2 separate regions of the Homo sapiens genome follow, and region 2 is linked to region 1. Evidence: read pairs that join two places in POLR2A ChIA-PET (ENCODE). Cell type or tissue: B cell. All regions are shown on one strand.

Evidence for each region. Peaks named below come from ENCODE experiments on the same cell type or tissue, not always from the same donor. Only the 100,000 strongest peaks of a DNase experiment are listed, where the experiment ranks them.
Region 2: POLR2A ChIA-PET joins it to region 1 with 5 read pairs; 2 of 35 experiments call an interaction of 5 or more read pairs at or near these places.

The regions. Positions count from the first base shown.
Region 1 is chr11:72,715,640-72,718,139 of GRCh38, reverse strand. The region is part of intron 3 of ARAP1 (ArfGAP with RhoGAP domain, ankyrin repeat and PH domain 1); the gene reads left to right. Among named protein-coding and RNA genes, the nearest start is that of ARAP1-AS2, 16 kb to the right of the region's middle. RefSeq lists enhancers at 1-211, 516-1,016. In B cell, no CTCF peak of the experiment used is centred here; no DNase peak of the experiment used is centred here.
Region 2 is chr11:71,984,770-71,987,269 of GRCh38, reverse strand. It overlaps RNF121 (ring finger protein 121), which reads right to left. Exons shown (of 9, transcript NM_018320.5): 5 at 159-266. Among named protein-coding and RNA genes, the nearest start is that of IL18BP, 13 kb to the left of the region's middle. In B cell, no CTCF peak of the experiment used is centred here; a DNase peak (open chromatin) is centred at 989; H3K27ac peaks cover 1,225 bases.

The DNA of each region.
Region 1 (2,500 bases):
GGAGACTTCCTGGAGAAGGTGGCTAGAATTTCCCAGATGCTTCCGAGAGGCCCCTGTGTTCCACCTTCGTGAGACACGGTCCCTTCCCTGTGGAAGCTCTGCTGGGAGAGGAGCCCTTTGCATCTGTTTCCCTCTCCCTTCTTGCCGTGGGCAGGGCAGTGATGTGTTCCCTCTCAGATGGGTCCTGAGACCTGGCTGCCCATGGGAGGAGGCTGGCCTCAGAGGAGCCCTGGGACCCTGGCATGGCCTCATTTGCTCAGCTGTGGTACTGGGCTGCCAGGGTTCACATCCCAGCTGTGGCACCAAGAACAAATAACCTAGCATCCCTGTGCCTCGGTTTTCTCCTCTGTAAAGTGGAATCATGACAAGCCTTACAGAGCGCTGTGAGTAGATGAATGAAGAATCCATGTCAAGTGCTCAGAAAATGGCTGGGAACACACACATGTAGACACGCATACACACAATTAATGAATCCAGGTGTTTGTAAGTCCCTGCTGAGTGCTGGAGTTACCCCAATGAGGAAGGAGGGTGTGGAGCTTGCTTCAGGGAACGTGCCTGCTGCCCAAGATGCACAGACCCGTCGCAGTTGATCAGGACAGTGATGGGAGATGCACTGTGGTGCCAGAGGAGGGGGGCTGATGCTGCCGGACCCCAGGGATGCGGACGAGCAGGTGGGCAGTTTTTATTTATGGTTACCACCTTCCCCTCAGCTCTGGCCCTCAGACCTGGGGGAGCTTTGGGAGCCAGGCTCCCTCAATCCTGCTTGGCATTGGAGAGATGGCACCTGTCCCCACCTCCCTGGACTGAGGTCTGACTGGCCCTGGCCTGACAGCTTGGAATTCTGCTCTCTGCTGATCCCAGGCCGGGTTTCCAAGGCGCCTTCCTCTTGGGCTCTGGGAGGCAGCAGTGATGGATTGATTTGCCCATCAAGAAGTCTCTAAGGGAATCGCAGGTGACCAGCTGGGGCCAGCACCCCAGCTCATGCTCTTGGGCCTTCAGGCACTCCCTCAGTTGCTTGGTCATCGTTCACCCCTTCCGTTGCCTTCCCTTCCACCTGCCCACCTGTCCACCCACCTTGTCCACATGCTATTGCTACTGACTGGGCTGCGGGGGTACCAAGTCAGATGCTGCCCCTGCCCCAAAGGGACTCAGGTCATGTAGGGGAGACGGCCTGGTGCAGTGCCCACCAGGGGGTCTTCATAGGTCCAGCTGTGAGAGTACGTTCCGACTCAAGACTCCCACAGGCCCACCCCTTGGCCCCAGATTCCCAGAGAGGCCCGTTGGGTAGGGAGCAGCTTGCCGCCAGGGCAGTGGCAGGCCTTCGTCTGCCATGGGGTCTTTGAAGCGATCCGAGCCACAGCCCATGCAGCTGTCCAGGAGCCATTCTCTGTGGCCCTCCAAGTGACAGCTCAGGAGTGAAGGACTGGGTCTCACAGTGGATAGTGACTCATAGGGAGCCATCCTGGCTTTGAAAGCTCTTACCTAAGGGGCCAGTAGTTTTCTAACATCCCCACAGGTGTGGCTTCAACTCCCTGTGTGCGATGTGCCCAGTTTGCAAGTCACCACACTGAGCGAAGCTCAAAGCTCCGGTTTCTCTACCAGATATAGAATCTGCTTATAGTTTCTCTCCGTCCAGATGCTGTTCCTCCACAGGCCATGCTGCCAAAGGCAGTGGTTGCCTGGTAACAGGGCTGACACGCCACCGTTTGCAGGTTTCTAGGGGAACAGAGCTGGAAACCTAGCCGAAGGCCAGCTCTTCACACAGAAGAGGAAAGGGTTTGGTTAACTTTTATCTACACCTGGAGAAGAGACAAGTATAGTAGAAGGTGATGTGGAAGTAGCCAAGTGTCCTAAGAAGCTCATAAACTTTGGAGTCAGGGTTCAGATCTTGGCACAAAGGAGATACTTTGAAAAATGTCATTTAGAATAATTTGTATGAAGATCTTTTTTTTTTTTTTTTTTTTTTTGAGACGGAGTCTTGCTCTGTCCCCCAGGCTGGAGTGCAGTGGCGCGATCTCGGCTCACTGCAAGCTCCACCTCCCGGGTTCATGCTGTTCTCCTGCCTCAGTCTCCTGAGTAGCTGGGACTACAGGCGCCTGCCACCACGTCCGGCTAATTTTTTTGTATTTTTAGTAGAGATGGTGTTTCACTGTGTTAGCCAGGATGGTCTCGATCTCCTGACCTCGTGATCCGCGCGCCTTGGCCTCCCAAAGTGCTGGGATTACAGGTGTGAACCACTGCACCCAGCCATTTGTATGAAGGTCTTAATGGAGAGCAGCATAAAGGAGGGTCAAGGAAGACTTTCAGAGAAGGGAAATGTGGTTTTAGAGTTAAAGGATTGCTTTGGGAAGCCGAGGTGGGAGGATTGCTTGATGCCAGGAGTTCAAAACCAGCCTGGGCAACATAACAAGACCCAGTCTCTACACCTTGAGACCCACCTACTCGGGAGGCTGAAGTCAGAGGATCACTTGAACTCGGGAGTTTGAGGCTGCAGTGAGCT
Region 2 (2,500 bases), 730 kb after region 1:
ATGGAGAGCCTGTCTTCTCCCATCCCCCCACAGCACCCAAGTCTCCTATCCTGGATATTACGTCCCTCCTGTTAATAACCACGACTTGCAACAAGAGGTACATCTCAACAGTCACTCCTCCCCAAACTCCAGCAAAAACAAAAACAAAGGGTACTCACTTGAATAATAAGTTAAGACCAAAGAGGGTAAACATGACAGCCATGTAGCCAACAATGCCAGTGGCATAGCTGATTTTATAGATTAGCAGGAACCACTTATAAACCAACCTGGGGAAAGGAGAGAAGGTTAGTGCAGCTGACACAGAGATTCTGGCCTTAATGGTCCTGATCACCAGAATCCTTTATTCTCACATCAATGGGGACACCAGGGTCTTTGCTCAGGACTTACTGAGCAACTTCAGTTACTATCCAAAGCTGCTCACTCCCTTAACTGCAGAAATGCCTCCATATACTCAAGAACTAGGGCTTTGTATTTTTTTTCTTTTTTTTTTTTTTTTTTTTGAGATGAGAGTCTCGCTCTGTCACCCAAGCTGGAGTGCAGTGGCACAATCTCAGCTCACTGCAACCTCCACCTCCTGAGTTCAAGCGATTCTTCTGCCTCAGCCTCCTGAGTAGCTGGGACCACAGGTGCCCACCACCACACCCGGCTAATTTTTATATTTTTTTTAGTAGAGACGGGGTTTCACCATATTGGCCAGGCTGGTCTCGAATTCCTGACCACATGATCCACTCGCCTCAGCCTCCCAAAGTGTTTGGATTATAGGCGTGAGCCACCACACCCAGCTATGCTTTGTATTTTCATGGTTTCAGACCAAGGAAAAGATTCCTAAAAAGGCAGTTTCTGCCTCAAAGAAGGAGCACAGCTGACCTTAGACAGCTATGTCACCTCAAATGAGGAAGTAAAAAGTATTAAACACAACTATGCTCAGAAGATTAACAGGCAGGGAAGGCTAGTTGTTCAGAAACAGAATTCAAGAGATGAATCAGAGGTAGAATGAGCTACAGGTTGTTTGTACCTGGGCCCGGTTAGTCTGAATACAGCTTTGCTCCTATCCACAGGCCAAAAATGAAAGAAATGATGTGTAATGAATTTGCTTCTGAAATGAATTTTCTTCTGAGGGAGAAGGGAGAGAGGCACTTAAGAAGTACCTTTGAGTTGGATGAAAGTGTGTGGTGGTGGTGAAGTAGAATGGGGTTGTTCATGCTCCTGAAGGAGGAGTAGTGTGCCCCAGGAGCCAATGAAGACAGTGTACAACCTAATTGGTGGATCCCAGCTACTAGACTCAGCAAGAAAGATGGTTCCCTGAAGGAACCAGGGCCTTTTTTTTTGTTTTTTTTTGGCTAGAGATGGGGTCTTGCAATGTTGCCCAGACTGGTCTAGAACTCCTAGGCTCAAGGGATCCTCCCACCTCAGCCTCCCAAAGTGCTGGGATTACAGGCATAAGCCACTGGTGCTTGGCCAAACCAGAGCCTTTTAAATGCTACAAGAGTAGGTCCCTGTCATCAGGAGCCACTATTCTATCTGTGATGGGAGCTAATGAACAATTTAGTAATCTGTCTGAATAACCAGCACAAGCCTGTGTGGTTCCTGAGAGCTGACTAGGTTACTACCAACCCTGCTGAACCCTAGGGAGGAAAGTCAAGGTCCTTCCCTGCCCATGCCTCCTTGCTGTGGCCAGGCAAGCAGTGATGGTTTCTCAGGCTAGGGAAAGGTCCCAAATATCTTCCTTCTAGTGTTGTCTTAAAGAACACACACAGCTCTATTCTCCAGGGATTGCACTGATCACAAAAGAGAGAGACACGGTGAAAAGGATGTGAAATTTTAGGTCAAAAAACTCAATATGGATTAAGTGATGTTTTAGTAGCTGGATAACCTCAGATAAGTCAAATCACCTCTTTGAGACAAGAGAGGTGATTTTCTTTGTAAAACAGGAAAACCCTGCTACCTTTTTTACTGGGTTGTACAGAGCCCATTTCCTGGTATATAATACATGTTCATGAAATGCTACATGTATAAATAAGGATGTTCACAAAAGTGCTTTGAGGGCAGGCACAATGGCTCACACCTGGAATCCCAACACTTTGGGAGGCTGAAGTGGGAGGATTCTTTGAGCTCAGGAGTTCGAGACCAGCCTAGGAAACTCAGTAAGACCTTGTCTCTACTAAAAATAAAAATTAAAAAATAGCCAGACAAGGTGGAGCATGCCTGTAGTCCCAGCTACTACAGAGACTGAGATGGGAAAATTGGTTGAGCCTAGGAGGATGAGGCTGCAGTGAGTTGTGATCATGGCACTGCACTCTAGCCTGGGCGACAGAGTGCGACCTCATCTCTATTTTTAAAAAGTGCTTTGAAATTGTAAAGCACTATCAAATGTTAGTTACAGGGCTGGGCGTGGTGGCTCACACTTGTAATTCCAGCACTTTGGGAGCCCGAGGCGGGCAGATCACTTGAGGTCAGCCTGGCCAACATGGTGAAACCCTGTCTCTACTAAAAATAGACA